Linked DNA regions of Mus musculus: region 2 is linked to region 1. A link is a loop called in an ENCODE intact Hi-C map of the cell type or tissue named here. Cell type or tissue: left cerebral cortex. All regions are shown on one strand.

Region 1 (8,000 bases):
AGGCGCAGGACGTGATAAAAGGAAGGAAATGGTGTGGGGTCTAGCTCGCATGCGGTCCACAGCCAGAAGCCCGGGGCGAGGTGCAGCCATGCCTGTGCCTCCGCCAGCCCAGCATACCTTCCCTTTGGGGATCTTCCCAGCCACTTCTTTGCCACTGGCCATCAGCGCTCCCACAATGACTGAATACGCAATGACACTGTCAAGACAGGACAGACTTCAGCCAGCCCTGGCCTATGGCTATCACGCTAACCTCCCTGCGGGCGTCCATCATGAAAAAGAATCTTACATAGGAATTCTTTGGACTAAAACCTTAAATGTTTAGTTAACAGAAGAACTTTGTCGTGTTTATTTTGAAAATATTTCTACTTTCCTACGTAAAGAGCATAAGGAACTTGAGGGTCCACAGGAGCATCTGCGCTCTGAGGGAAGGCGGGTTCCCACCGGGTTGCTCCCTGCTGCTTTCTTCAGAGAGCAGCACACGGAGCCTCTCCTCTTGGCCTGACCTTAAATCCCCTTCATGGTTGGCCACGGGTGTGATCTTTCTATTTTTCATTTTGTTTCCCCGAGACAGGGCCTCACTGTGTAGACTAGGCCGGCGTCAATCTCAGAGACCCACCTGCCTGTCTCCTCAGGGTTACCATTAAAGGCACATGCCACTATACCCACCAAAAACGGGACTTGGGGGCAGGGGGTGGATTTTAGAAGAAACAATGGGAACTTCTTGTGATTTGTAGTGGGCTTTAGAGGCTGTGCCTGTGACACAAACAAAAGCCATAGCAACAGTTTCGATCTGAAACTGTCATAGGACGGGACATCACTTACCTAGATCCTCGAGACAGGGGCATTAAATTATAAAAGTAATACACTAAGGATAAGATTAAGTTGCAGACAGCATCAGCCTCCTAGGAGAAAGGACAGAGATTCATGAACTTCAGCCCCATGTCAGGAACTCGCGCTGCACAAGATCTTGACCAGCTGCCCTCTCTCAGGGCTGGCGTGCTTAGTTAGAAAGCTAACTTTCTTTCCCACTTCTGATTCAGACCAGGACAACCAGTCCATGGAGGGCACTGCCCGCTTTCGGGTGGGTCTCCCTTCCTCAGTTAAACCTTTCTAGAAATACACTCATCGATACAGCCAGAGGTGCCCCCTCGGTGACGCTAAATCCCTTCAAGGTGCCAGTCACAATCACAGTTTTACAGTAAGCAGCAATTCTAATGAGGGAACTTATAGACCATGCTCACAGTGGCCGACCTGGACAAACCTCTTCTGACCACAAACCTGCACTGACGCACCGCAGAGCTAACAATATGTACTGTGCCACCCCATTGCTGTGGTTGTTAAACCCTGGAAATGTTTTTGCTCCAAGGAGTACTAGAAAGGAGGCTGAGACAATTACAATTGATTTCAGGCATAAGACAAACAGCCTCAGTGAAACAGGGGAAACTGTAGGTGGGGGGTGAGGGGGTGGGGCATTTGCCAAAGAAATTGCAGGACTGGGGTGTGGCTCAGCAGTGAAGCATCTGCCTAGCACACTGGAGTTCTTAGTCCCATCCTCAGCAATACATACGCGCGCACACACATGTACATGTGCACACACACTCACAAACACACACCAGGTTCCATCCTCAGCAACACACACACACACACCCCAGGAACAGAAAATAAAACAAAGCCAAACCTACCCCGAATTCTGCCGAGAGGGTCAGTACTTTGCCCTTCGCTGTCAGGTCTTTATAAAGTGCATCTATTTCAGCGTGATACAGCTGTGTCCTCTCTTCTGTGGTTTGAGTTTCCACAGAAAATAGGATATTGCCGACCCTGAAACACAAGCACTGCTGTCAATGGCATAGATTAAACAATCCAAACAGAAACTGGAGAAGTGGTGTGCGTGTGTTGTGTGTGTGTGCGCGCGCGCGCGCACGTGCGCGCACGCACGAATGCTAATGGTGGCTGCTCGGAGTGCTCTGAGCCCTGTTGTCACTTTCCCAGCCACTCTGCCCAGGCAGGAGCAGAAGTTGTGGGAGGCTCATGAACACTGCTACTACCATGTCTTGTGCTTATGTTTTTGCACGCAGCACCACTGTGGCTCTGTGAGGATAAACTCACACAGCATGGACTTATCATGACGCTATCTGCAGAACCTCCTGGTTCTCAGAACATTAGCTGGAGGGAGAGGTGAGACCAGGCTTGGGGACATAAAGGGAAGAAGCAGGGAAAAGCTGAAAGTTTTATGGGAGAAGTGGCCTGAATGTGGGTCTATCCTATTTAAATTCAGCAGGACACACAGACACACATACATACACAGAGAGAGGGGGGGAGAGAGAGAGAGAGAGAGAGAGAGAGAGAGAGTGGGGGCCTTGTGGGAAGAAGGGTTTAGTGGGAATAACTGGGGGGATAAGAAGGACTAAAAGTCACTACAGACATGAATGAAACTATCAAAGAAGAAATGATTGTAAAATGCTTCTCAGTTGGCGGCGGTTGAGAGTAATGATGGCCAGAGCCTCAGATGTGCAAACTTTCCACAAAGACATTGCCACCCTCTCGAGACCCAGCAATCTGCAATGCGTGCATGGTAGCCCTGGGCCCGCATGGACCCGTTTTCCTGCTGTTGGACAAGCTCTCCGGAGCCTCTGAGCACCAGGCAGAGGTGCTGTGGGAATTCAAATGGGTTGTGTGCACTTAGCCAGGAAGGATGCTGCCCCAGGCATATACTGAGTACACACATGGCCCAGACACGGCTCACATCAGGACATCCCTCCACTGGCCGCCACCAGCCCCACGTCACACTGGAGCGAACATACTTGTCTCCTGTGATGGTGATGGTGAAGCCGTCATATTCCTTCCCTTGATCTTTGAGGCTGGGGACTTTGGTGTTCACGGTGAACCCGTCCTTTGTTTTGGTATTAAACTGCTTTCGAGGGAAAATAAAAATCCATATTAGCTGCAGTTCTCACACTGTAACATGGTTCTGTCATGCAGCACCACACACACATTGGGCTGCATTCTCAGCTCCCCTGAGCTACATATCGCCCACATGCTACGGGCTGGACATGTCTACTTCTAATCCGTCCTGAACCTTAGACTTAGCTCTGGGCTTGTCTGAGGCATTCAAACTGAGAGACCATGTGCTCTCTCTTGGTAGGCAGTGGCTAACAACACTTCTCCTTTCTTTAGATGCAACACAGGCCCTAAGTGCCTCACATCCCACAAACCTACAGAGCAGCAGGGGCCCCAGCAGAAAGCTGCAGGTGCCCTACAGCCAAGATCTAGCTCAGTGCAGCAGCTGCTCTGGGGTTGGTTCTCCTCCCAGCGCAGCAGGCAGCAGCCTTGCCAGCCAGGAGCAGCAATGCCAGCTCCTGCAACCTGAAAAAGCATGTGTCCCTGAAAAAGCACTGTGCCCTGCAAGTGCTCCCCAGAGCCGCAGGCCCGAGGGGTGCTCAGTGGTTCCTCTCCAGGTGTGTTTTAGGTTCACAGACTCTAACCTCGCAGACCACAGGTTGTGAGGGGACCTCCTCAAAGCCGGCCAGGGTGTCTCCTAGGAACACAGCTTCAGATGCCAGCTCTGAGTTAAAACCTGCGATGCTCTGCCTTTATTCTAGAATAGTGCCCTCCGACTCTGGCTGGGATGGATGGAGCTGGAATAGGGCAGGCAGTGACAGACAAAGGACTCTGGGCTCTGGCGGGAGGGCTTCTCCTGCAGCAGGCCACAGGAGCGATGGCTGGAGGCCCACGGCAGGGTGCAGCTGGGCAGGACTGACTACCAGGGCTTTCAGCTGAATTGAGGGAGAAGCGCCTTTCTTCAGGGACTGGCTCTCAGAAAACAAGTGCAGGTGCTTTCCCGTATGCCCACTGAATCCTTGCCACAAACAGACCAGGTATGAATGCACAGTCCCAGGAAAAGGAACAAACCTGGCCATACTGCTGGGCCAGGAAGTGGCAGAGTGGAGGGCTGAGGGAGGGCCTCTGACTCTGGTCCATGCTCCTGGCTAACGATCTATCTGCTGGGGCCTGAGTGCTTTTCTAAGTCTCCAGTGGCACGCCATGTTTTTCAGAGGAAGAAGAAAGCTACAAGTTTCCCATATGCACATCCATAATCCGGCTGAAGCCAGTCTGAAGCTGGAAACGCTCCCATCCAAAGGACAAGCTCCTACAGACGACACAGCAGGGCAGTGCTGCCACCCTCTGGCTAGGTGTTGTGAATGCACCTTGGCACGCTGCTTTCCTTTCCACGATCTGTGTAAGCAGATTTCGTCTCCCACCTGAAGTCTTACTAGATTTTAGTGACTGAAATCCACAGAGGCTGACCCAGCGCAGTGCCGGTCTCCTGTCCGCAGTGTGTCCTGCCGCCTGTCATGGAGGAGCTGCCGGGATACTGAAGGTCAGCACCACACAAGTGATGTTAAAAGCCACCTGAGAGTCTTCTTCCAACAAATCTGCCATTACCGTGTCATGCAAGACTTATGGGTATTTTTGTCTCCTTCTGTGATCTTTCCTTTAGTTCTGACTTTCTATGTCAAAGCCGCACCTCAGTTCCATTCTCAGAGCGCATTTCAGATGGAAACGGACGTCACGACTTATGCTGTTGCTGCTGCAGTGCTGGGAATCAGACACGGGCCTACTAGGTACCAGGAGAGGGTACTCCCGTGACTCCCAGTGAGGCACCTCTGGGAGCAAATGGAGATGAAGGTGCTCAGAGCAACTTCCCACCATCAAGGCCACAGCTCTGTCTCAGCTCACAGTTAACTCTGAGCAACCCCTGCTACGGCACAGACTTCCACTGCAGATGTGGCCACACAACAAGGGCTCCCCCGCCCCTGCCTCAGGTACCTCCTCTTCTGCAGCTGCTGGCCTCCACACGCCTATCCTACGGGACAACAAACAACGCCCACAGGAATCTGGGGGAGACGGGGTTCTCCAACTCTCCTTTTAGGAATCCATCTAACTACAGCTGCGTGGCTTTTGGGCCGCTGGGGAGTACTGGACTGTGGCCACAGGTCCAGCGTGAGTATATTTATTTTCAAGTCCTTTGTTTCCTGAATTGACTGCGTCTCGAAAGTCGGTTCTGGTTGAGTCTGGTTCCAGCGCTGTACTTGATCTGGGTTACTGCTTACAGTGTGTTAATGTGGGGTCTCAGATGCTATACTTTGTAAGTTCTGAGACAGCGCAACAGTCACATATGTGCTTTGGTTTTCTTTTATACAATTCCTCCTGAGATATATTTTCAATTTAAGTGTATGTGTGTTTTGTCTGCATGTATGTCTGTGCACCCTACATGCCCGGTGCCTGCAGAGGTCAGAAGTCAGATGCCCTGGCACTGGACTTACAGACAGTTTTGAGACACCACAGGAGGTCACCACGTGAGTGTTGGGAATCGAGCCCGGGTCCTTGGGATGATAAAGGCAGGGCTCTTCAGTACCAAGTCACTGCTCCAGCCCCACCTGAGATGCTAATAGCAAACTTACCTTCATAATTGGAAGGAGGTCTTCCACTTTGTGTACCTTTTCCAGAGCTTCTCTGACTTCCAATAAGCCCTTTGGATTATTTGCTCTTGAAGAGAGGGGGAAGGGCAGAGGGAGGTTAATGCAGAATACGATACGCAGATCCATTCACGTCTTAAATAACTGCTCCTAAGGACAAGCAGCTCAATGCTGCAGGCCCATATATCCCAGGGCATCTCACTGACAGGGTCATCCACCCAAATCAATAATACATGTGAGAAAATCATGTTACTGACTTCTTATCCACCTGCTCCGCATCCCCTAAGCAGCGAGCATTGGCCTGGGGCTGACGCAATGCACTGGAGGCCCATGTGTGGGTCCCGTATAAATGTCATACCATCTAATGCAAAGGCCCTGAGCATGAAGAGGTCTTTGGAGAGGATAGACAGCATCCCACACTGGGCAACAGCAGGAGTCAATGCGAGCCAACAGGTGTGGGGCTGCAGAGGCATGCGCGGCGAATCAGGAAATGCAGCAGGCCAATGCGCAGGCGCGGGGGTCTTAGCTGACCCTTGATTCTCCTGTTCCAACTCTGCACTGGCAAGTGTGTGGTTTCACTTCTCAAGCTGCTCGGATCTAAGCACCCTGCTGGGGGGGCGCCACACGGTTCTCATGCTCAGCTGGTGACTCCACCTCAAAACTCAATGCCCCGCGGGATGGACGGAAGCTCTGTCGGCAATCGGGAGTGTCACTGTGATGAGTGTTGGCCGAAAGCACTGCCAAGGCCAACACTGTGAAGCCATTACTCTGGCGGAAGCAGGCTTTAATTAAACTTCCGGTCTAGTTCGTTTGGTCTGCCTGTGGTTCAGTTTTCTTTTTTCTTTTTTTATATTTTTTATTAGGTATTTTCCTCATTTACATGTGGTTCAGTTTTCAAATCTCACAGATAGACCACACATGAAACACATGGGACCAATGCATCACAGCAAAGAGGAGAACTGGAGGCTTACCCGTGATAAACAAGAATTCTATCTTTAATAAAATGAAGTATTTTCTCAAAATATTCCAGATATCTCATATTGATCACTTGACCCCTGTAAGGTAAAAGCGATAAAATTAACCATCATTTTACAAAGGCTTGTAAACATCAGTTAGTTCCAAAAACAAAGAGCGGGGACAAATATGGGGAAGTGTAAGAGAGGGGCTTGCTTTGTCACTGTGGGAGTAGCGACTCCCATCTCAGCAGAAAGCTTGGGCTCTTGGAATCTGTCCTGGCAGAAAGTGTCCAGAAAAGACGTAGCTCCTGACAGGCCACAGAGGAAGGAAAATCCTTAGCTTCAGGAGTTCAGACCTGATGGCGACTACCATGAGTGGCGCGCCTGGTTCTCTGGGTGCGCGCCTGCCTATTGAATGTGCCTGGCTCTCTGGGTGCACCTGCGTATTGGACATGCCTGGCACTTGTGTGTGCCTGCGTAAGGACACACCAGGCTCTGGACACGCCAAGCTCTCTGTACACGGCAGGCTCTCTGTGTGCATGCCTGCCTGTCTGAGGGTGCCTCTCGGGCCTTTTAGCAGTCCTCCTTCCCTCTACCCTCTGGAGACACTATACTCCTCACATGCCCATTCCGTTTTTTGTTTTGTTTGTTTGTTTTCTTCTTCCCCTCTCTTGAAGGTGTTCGCGTCTAGCAACAGCTGAGTCGAAGTCCGTCTACCCTAGGAAACACCACTCCCTGCTTCTGACAGCTCCCTCACATCAAGGTCATGATGCAAGGAGGACTTCTCTCCCTGACAGGGCACTTCAGTTTCCAGCTTCTCGCTTTTTCTCCTACTACTCTTAGACTGACTGGGACAACTGTGGCCTCAGCTAGAAGCAGAATAATGGATGCCTCTGATGCTTTTCTGTCAGCACCTCAGAGTGTCTGCAGCTCTCTTCTAACCCCCTGCAGGGGTCTGCATCTCTACACTTGCTCCCCACCTGCTGCCCCCTCACAAATCTGTTCATTCATCTGTTGCTACAGCGACCTTCGTCATGTCCATCTGTCTTGCTGTTCTTCGGCTCACCACCCAGGCGTGGCTCACCATTCTGGCTTCTACCTATGTCTCGGGCCTCAGTTCCTGAGACTTCCTGGGATGCAGTGGCTGGCAGCTACAAGGGATGCGTCACAGCTTCCTAGTCAGGAGGGATTCACCAGTGGGTTGGTGCACGGCCCACTGTCTGTCCGAGACAGTTCAGGTTTGGCCCCTGGATACACCGGGTGTCCCTTACTTCTCTGCACTCCATCAAGTCATGACATGGGTCTGTGACTCAAGTACCATTCAGCAAGAACATAAGCAGGTACACAGTGGCCTCAGTTACAGCATGTGACCAAATCTAGGTAAAAGTGCCACAAATCATTCCATGGGGAACTGAAAGGAGCCAGTAACAAAGGGAAAATAAACATAATTTCTAGAAATTAAAAAGGTTAAGTCTAAAAAAGACTTTTATACTAAAACCTAAATTTAAATGTCACATGTTAGATGGAGCAACAGTTTCTTGATCTAGGCTCCTAGAGCTAGAAATAT
Region 2 (8,000 bases), 130 kb before region 1:
TTGGCAAAATGGCCTCGGCGTGTGGCTGTGGTGAAGATATACCTGTGAGCTGAGGTGCCAGGAGGAGGGGGAGCTCTGTGGAAGTTGGGGTGTGTCTCTCCTTACCCACTCTGCTCCCAGACTTCCTCAGGCTTTCCTACCCCACTGGCTGTCCCAGAAGACACAGTTCTAAGAACAGCAGGGCCCAACCTGCCTGAGATAGACATGCTGTACCCTGCAGCCTGTGTGTGTGCAGAGCTGCTGAGCATGTACAAATGCCCCGTGTCTCCGAGGGAGTGTTTGATCGTTGAAATCCTTTTTCAGCTTTCTGTCAGGCCCGTTTCTAATGAGAGTGCCAAGGAGACTAAAAAGCCTTTGACTGGCAGCAAAGACCCTTCGGAAGACCAAGGAAGCCATGCTTCAGAAGCAAGCGCCGCGTCCATTTCTAGCACTCAGCTGGTGTATGTGGTCTCAGACCTGGGCAGGCTGCAGGAATGGGTGAGCTTCGCTGCACTGGACACTGGATCTGTGAACTGTGGGCGGGCCCCGTGCAGCCGACGAGGACATTCTGTCCTACGGGATGTTTCCCTCCACAGTGGCCTCTGAGGGGGCCACACTCTGGGTCCTGATCCCTGCTGTCACGAGCTGTGCCCACTGCTCCTTGCTCTCAGGAGAAAGCTGACCCTCCGCATAAGCAGGCTCCGCTCTTCCTCCTCTGCTCAGCTCTGCTTGCGCGCGGCCTACAGTGGGCTGGCCTGTAATCATCTTCACTTCAGGGCCCCAGATGTCTGAGAGTGCTGATGCAATCAAAGTCCCCACCCACTTTCTCTGTTGGGCCCCTGTTTTGCTCCCAGCATTTAGAGAACTTTATGGACACATAAAGTTTACACCTCCAAATAGATTTTGCTTTTCACGGTTTATATTTTGTGTGATTGCATAAATATATTGTGTGTTCTGAGAGAACATGGCCTAGTTACTGTGAGCAGTTCTGGTGTCATGGAGAGCTGTAAAATGAGGTTTTGCTTTTCTGCCTTCAGTGGCCGTGCAGCCAGCGGCCCCACAGTGGCTGCTGTGGTGAGAGCCTGGCCCGCCAGTGAGGACTTTACCTACAGCGCCGCCCTAGGTTTCCACACTTGTTACTCACGTCTGAGGTTGTGGATGCAGGACTGCTCGTGCTGATTCAAAGAAGGAACTAATGTCCAAAATGTGTTTCAGCTTCCAGACCTCCTGGAGACGGTCAAGCAGAAACTCGAAATGATTGGCTTTAAGAATTTTTCGTCTATCTCAGGTAAGAAGTGAACTTAGACGCAGACTCTGAATAAGAAATAACGTGGGGCTGGTGAGATGGCTCAATGGGTAAGAGCACCCGACTGCTCTTCTGAAGGTCCGGAGTTCAAATCCTGGCAACCACATGGTGGCTCACAACCATCCGAGATCTGACTCCCTCTTCTGGAGTGTCTGAAGACAGCTACAGTGTACTTACATATAATAAATAAATAAATCTTTTGAAAAAAAAATAATGTAAAGTGTGAGGCTGTAGACTCGGGGATGTTTAGACTAACACCTCGACTCCAGTGTAAATCCTTAGCTGTCTCAGTGTTTTGCTCTTTGATTTCACTTCTGTAAGTGAAATGCTGTTTTGTACTAATGAACTGATTTGCTAGCACACTCTAAACGCCATGGTCACATTTTAATGAAGCTCGCCCTAGCTGGACCAGTGACTCATTCCACTGCCCTGTGTCACAGCGGCCCTGGAAGACTCCCAGAGTGCCTTGTCTGCCCATGTGCCGGCTCTGAGCAGCAGGATTGTCCAGGACCTGAGTGAGTCTTGCTTCAGTTATCTCAAGAGTGCCCTGGAGGTCCCCAGGCTTTACCGCAGGACCAATAAGGTCAGTGTCACTTGTGGAGAAAGCTCTGTGGTGTGCAGGGCCAGGGAGATGTGGACCACAGTCAGACCACAGGGTGGACTGAGGCACAGGACTCGGGAGGGTCAGGAGCAAGCTCAACTCACAGTGTGTGCTTGGCCCTGTGGGCTTTAGATTTTAAGGAAAACTACTTTTTGTATGTGTGTGAGTCCTGACTGATCTGGAACTCACTCTGTAAACCAGAATGGCCTCAATTCCACAGACATCTGCTTGCCTCTCTGCCTCTGAATGCTGCCATTAAAGATGTGCAGTACCACGCCTGTCTGGGGAAGTGCTTTCTTTTTTAAGACACTGGGAACCTGGGTCCTGCGCGAGAGCAGCAACTATTCTTAGCTGCTGAGTCTTCTTTCCAGCGCCAAGGAACGATTTCACGGTGTTTCTAAGTCTTACTCATTTAGACTTTATTTTGTCTCCATATAGTCCCCCAATTTTTAATTCATCTTACGCCTGCAAATCTTTATTGGGAACACCTGGGTTCCCTTGTTGTCTTAGTGAGCACATTAGAAAGCATGCACTGGGAATATGTTAGCGGCCAGTGAGGTAGCCCAGGGGGCAGGGTGCACGTTGCCGAGAGCACAGGCTCGCTGGCGCTGCAGAGGCTTTGCAGAGCCACCGGGGTTCTCTTCCACTCATCTCCATGTTCTCTCCTCGTTCCTGCTCTCTCGTGATTGGTTCTTCCTCTGCTTGTCTTTCACGGTCATGGTGAAGTGCTAGACTTAGTTTACTGCCTTTTTGTTTACCCGAGACTCTCGGGAGCTATAGCAGTGAGATCACATGACCTTCCCTTTGCGTATGTGCTAAGCAGCTCCTGCTAGCATTTCCCATTTGTTGCTAAGCAGCTCCTGCTAGCATTTCCCATTTGTTGCAAGACTTTTGGAGGTACAGGAGGGGATTCCTTGCTGCTGGACTTACACTGACCACAGTTTGTGTGAGGTGGCTTTCGTCTTGTTCATTTATCGTCATCGTCATCATCACCATCACCATTGTTTTTGCCATTGTTACCGTCACCTTGAGAACAGAGCTTTACTCTGTATCCCAGGCTAGCTTCGAATTGTTTGTGTAGCTGAGGTTACCCTCAAGCTCATGGCAGTCCTGTGCCTGAGCCTTCTAAGTGCTGGGCTTACAAGTGTGAGCCACCTTGTCCAGCTGTCCCCTCTCATGTTAAAGTTTGGACTGGCAAAGCCTATGTGGTAGTCACACCACTCGCTGTCCCCGCACTTGGCAGGCTAAGAGGAGAATCACAAATTTGATGTCGTCCAGAGCTGCAAAGTCAGGCTCTGACTCCAATAAGCCAACCAAGCAGATCTAGATATGCAATAGAACACCATTAATAGATTACCATTAACTTGTAACAAAGTATCCTGCTTTGCTGTTTCTTGTTGGACCTGAAGCCCCCTTAGGTGGGAGGGGCCTGGGCACATTCCCAGCTGCCTTCCTTCCTTCTGTGTGGTCTGTGTGAATATGCACAGCACATCAGCCCCCACTGAGCCCTGGGGCAGTCCTCACCTACAGGGCAAGGAACCAAGTCCTCCGTGCCATCCTGCTCCTTAAATAGGATCTGCCTAGTGGGAGGAGTCAGGGCTTAGCCCTATGCATCCTGCTGCAGAATCCAGCCTAATCTGCAGCAGAGGCAGGGGGGTGTCTCCTTGGCACACTGATGCCCCCAGGTGGTTTCTGTGGCCCTCTGGCTGCTTTCTGGGAGGGATGGAGCTATTTGCTGAACATTAATGGTATGGTGACTGTTTATTTCCTTGTGTCCCTAACTCCTGCTTACAATGGCATTCCAGGAGGTCCCCAGCACAGCCTCTTCATATGTAGACAGTGCACTGAAGCCACTGTACCAGCTTCAGAGTGGACATGGGGACAAGGTGCAGCCAGCAGTGATGCAGAGCTGGCTGCAGGAAGCTCTGTCGGACAGCACACACAGGTAAGTTAGTGTGGCCTCTGGAGAGCTGCCCGTCTGCACCCTGGGCAAGGGCTCCTGGAGCGTTGGGTTGCCTGTAGAAACTGCAGCTGTAAATGGGCAAGGTGTGGGCAGGCACTTGATCCAATCCCTCCCTCCCTCACCCCCTCTCCACCTGCAGTGCAGTCAGGCTGACCTGGGCTCAGTGAGTCCCCAACCTGAACCCCGAGGGCACCTTTACTGCCCTCCCCGCTCAGCACAGCCAGGTGCTTCCTCTCCTCAGCAGATTCCAATGTGCAGTAGAATTACCACAGTAACAGAGTATCCTCCGGCGGGTCCCTTAGATGATGGGCAGGAAGGACTGACTGTGCGTGTAAAGTGAGGTCGGGCAGAAGGCCCGGCAGGGACAGTTAACTGGATGTCTTCCTAGCCACCTCTTGGCTCCTGGTGGAGTTTGTCTAGCACTCTCACAGCCCTGGGTTCCATCTCCCGCACAGGAGAGAGGGAAGCGGTTTGTGGCTCTGTTTTACTCTTGGTTTATTACTCACCGTTTTACAGTAGGGTTTGTTTTCATTTTGAGTTCACCCCCGAACCCCCACCTTGCTGTGTGGGTCAGTTTAGACACAACAGTACCTAACCCCGTGGTTTTGTAGGCAAATCAGTTCCCAGTGCCACACAGTCAGTTTGTCAACCAGGCAAGAAAGTGACTGATTTGTAATGTTATGCTGAAAGTTTGGGAATAAGTGAGCTTTGTTGAAAATCCTGAGATATGTTTGTACTTTAAGAGGCAGAATGCTTGACTGGCCTTGACGTGCTATAGAGAGTCCTGCACCTGGAAAGGACACTGGCCCTCAGTTCCTGTACTTAGAGCTAGCGTTTTTATTTGTATGTACATGGAAGGCCGAAGGTGACTTCTTCCATTATTCTCCACCTAGTTGAGACAGGGTCTCACTGAGCCCCGAACTCATGAATTCAACTGTGCTGGCCATCTGGAGAAACCCCAGTGACTATCCTGTCTGCACCCCAGTGCTAGGATTACAGGCAGGCATCAGAGGTGCTGGGGATCCGAACCCAGGTCCTCATGTGTGCACAGCAAACTCCTCACCCATTGAGCCTTCTCCCCAGCCCCAGGACTAGGGCTTTAGACAGACACCCATGCACTCTCGGGGAACATCATGCTAGAGACTTAGGAAACATGACAGCCCATTTTCCTGTTGAGCTGTTTTGTATGTGACTGCCATCTTAAGAATCTCTTATTTACACCGGGCAGTGGTGGCGCACGCCTTTAATCCCAGCACTTAGGAGGCAGAGGCAGGCAGATTTCTGAGTTCGAGGACAGCCTGGTGTACAAAGTGAGTTCCAGGACAGCCAGGGCTACACAGAGAAACCCTGTCTCAAAAAAAAAAAAAAAAAAAAAAAAAAAAAAACAAAAAAACAAAACAAAACAAAAAAGAATCTCTTATTTACAAAGCAAGTTCCTACATGGTGTCACCAGTGTCTGTTACCAACCTGTCATTACCATCTTGTGTCCAAGGTACTTTGAGACTGTGTCAGACGTGCTGAACTCAGTGAAGAAGATGGAGGAAAGCCTGAAACGCCTCAAACAAGCCAGGAGATCCCCAGCCACCAACCCTGTCAGCTCCAGCGGCGGTGGTATGAGTGATGACGACAAGATCCGACTGCAGCTGGCCCTGGACGTGGAGCACCTGGGAGAACAGGTACTAGGAGCATGTGCCTGCTCTGAGGGCCAGGCTAGCAAAGCTGAGGTGTCACCTCCCTAGGGCCATCGATAGAAAAGAGTCAGGCCCAATTTGCTGTGAAGAAGGGTGTGTGCCAGGAAGTAGACAATAGAAAAGGCAGAGGGATCCCGAGTGTCCCCTCCCTCCCCACAGCAGGTTCCCTGGGTGCTTCAGCACTTGCTCAGGCTGTCCACAGAGCTGCCCTTGATGCCTGAAATCCTGAGCCAGTGGCAGGGCCTGCAGCTTCCTGTCCTGTGCCATATAGAGCACTGATTTTGACATCATGGTAGATGGCTGATGGCAGCTCGTAAACCTCCCATGAGGGTGTAGTGACATCCACTGTACGACCATTTACAAATGTAGGCAACTGCCTTTCTTGACAGTCAGGTCTATACGTAGCCTGTTATCCCTGCCACCTAGGCAGGGGGATTGCCACAAGTGGAATTGTAAGACCCAATCTCAAAAAACGATAGTGAGATAGACAGCCTGCAGATACCTGCCACCATGTTTATTCCATAAGGAATCCGAAGTCTTTCCCAAGCAAGACAAGGGCAGAGCAAGTAGGGATATGCGGTCCCTGCTGCTGCTCAGGTGGGACACCCCATAGCACAGAGCACTGCCATGCTGTGTGTCTTGGTCCCTTGCTCTCTGAGACGGTGCTGAGAAAAAGGAGAGCTCGCTGTGCTTTGTGGGAAACTCTAACTAAAGAATAATTTTCTTTTTTATTCTCTGCACGTGGGTTTTCTCTCCCAGCATTTTCTAAAGCCCACAGAAGAGCCTCCTTCCCTGGCTAGAGTCCAGTATGGTGGGCTAGCTCCTTAGAATATGAAGCGCGCGGCCCACGCTATGCGGGTTTGCACCGAGCCAGCCCTTTGCGCTAACAGAAAACCTTTCCCTCCTTCCTTTGGGAACACTTTGTGCCTTAGTGGGGCAGGGTCAGTTTGTCCTGGCTTTAATGGCAGCCTCCTTTCCCAGTCAGATTTCATCACAGTGACAACTCATTCTCATGGCCTTTGCAGATACAAAGGATGGGCTTGCAGACCAGCGACATCAAGAGCTTCCCAGCCCTCATGGAGCTCGTCCTTGCTGCCAGGGACCAGGCGGCTGCAGAACAGCCCTAGGCATCCTGGCAGGACCTGGAGTAGGGAAGAAAGCAACCCTTGTCCTCCGGGTCACCCAGCAACAGCCTGTACCTCCGCCCACTTATATGGGCCATCTTTCACCAAGAAAGAACCAAAAGCCTTTCCATTGTATGGAAGATAGTTTTTAAGACATTCAAAGCTTTTTGCTCTAGTTTACAGAACAAATTGTTTTATTTTTATTGTAAATCTTAGTGTAGACCAGCTGATGTCTACAATATGGTAAAAGTAAATCGACAAGTGTGGCTGGTGGGCTGTCCTGGCCCTGCAGGGCAAGCACTGGGCAGGATGCACCAATGCAGAGTAGAACTTTGATTGTCCCCAACCCTCCGACCTGGGAGATACTGTCAGCCCTGGGCCTCCTTAGAGGCTACAAAGTGGCCCGTCCATCTGGGCACAGAAGAGTAGCACTTCCAATCTTGCCAATCCGCACCTCTGTCAGAGCCAGAGCCGGCAGTAAAGATTCATTTCCTAAATAAAAGAAGTACCTACTGCAAATGTGTGAGTTATGTATCCAGTCCCAGTGGCCCTCTTGCCTGCCTTCAGTGACACACATTCCCTGTGGCACAGATGGGAGGATGCTGTCTCTGTAGGTCTCCCTCTAGCTGCTTCAGGTGGGTAGAATGGTACTCTACCAAGAAGCTGTGCTGTTGATAGTCATGAGAGGTCAAAGCTGCATCTTGAACACACACGGTTTCATACCCAAGGAGCCCTGCCTATCCTTGTCCAATGGCTTTGTCACTTGCTCCCTGAAAGTGCCCAGCCCAACTCTGGCATTGTGATTTCCCATCTATGGGTAGGTGGCCGGCAGGTGGGATTTAAGCCCAGGCAAAATAGCTCCAAACCCAAACTGCCAGCCCGTGTACTCAATGGACACAATGGCCTCAGCCCTAAAGGCCTAATCTCTTACCCTGTTGGCTCTGACTCCAGACCATTATATTCCAGCCTCCCCAGGATGTTTCTGTCCTTGAGAGCAGGAGGTTCAGGCAAAAGCTAGCAGTCCCAGACTTGGGTCTCGCTCCCCAAAACAGCTCCTTTTCCAAAGTTTCCCTGTTGAGAGTCAGTTTTATTCAGACAGATTTAAAGTTGGTTATACATTTTCCCAGCTTCAACATACACACTCAAAACCCGTCTCCCATGCGGTTCACTGCTTCCTGGTATAAGAGAGCTGTAAGGAGGAGGCCAGTCTGTCATTCAGGGGCCCGCATCCCACCAGCTCCCTCCTATTAACCTTAAGCTGCTCTCATTGACCACGAATATGGCAGCTGGTTGCGAAGAAGTGATTCTGTTGTGGAGGCAGAAGTTCAAACTCCAT

The links. Hi-C counts contacts between places; a loop is a spot of excess contacts. Peaks named below come from ENCODE experiments on the same cell type or tissue, not always from the same donor. Only the 100,000 strongest peaks of a DNase experiment are listed, where the experiment ranks them.
Region 2: it touches region 1 in a loop (2.6-fold over the local background); 4 of 42 quality-filtered maps call a loop at or near these places.

The regions. Positions count from the first base shown.
Region 1 is chr8:124,673,540-124,681,539 of GRCm38, forward strand. It overlaps Ttc13 (tetratricopeptide repeat domain 13), which reads right to left. Exons shown (of 23, transcript NM_001373939.1): 16 at 6,449-6,532; 17 at 5,463-5,547; 18 at 2,802-2,911; 19 at 1,683-1,818; 20 at 823-902; 21 at 118-196. Among named protein-coding and RNA genes, the nearest start is that of Gm46058, 11 kb to the right of the region's middle. In left cerebral cortex, a CTCF peak has its summit at 4,183 (motif pointing left); DNase peaks (open chromatin) are centred at 3,303, 4,158 and 7,609; H3K27ac peaks cover 1,150 bases.
Region 2 is chr8:124,544,826-124,552,825 of GRCm38, forward strand. It overlaps Cog2 (component of oligomeric golgi complex 2), which reads left to right. Exons shown (of 18, transcript NM_029746.3): 13 at 304-477; 14 at 1,195-1,267; 15 at 1,726-1,868; 16 at 3,692-3,831; 17 at 5,342-5,525; 18 at 6,566-7,183. The coding sequence ends at 6,667. Among named protein-coding and RNA genes, the nearest start is that of Agt, 21 kb to the right of the region's middle. In left cerebral cortex, CTCF peaks have their summits at 1,423 (motif pointing left) and 3,569 (motif pointing left); DNase peaks (open chromatin) are centred at 2,173, 2,490 and 6,343; H3K27ac peaks cover 3,337 bases.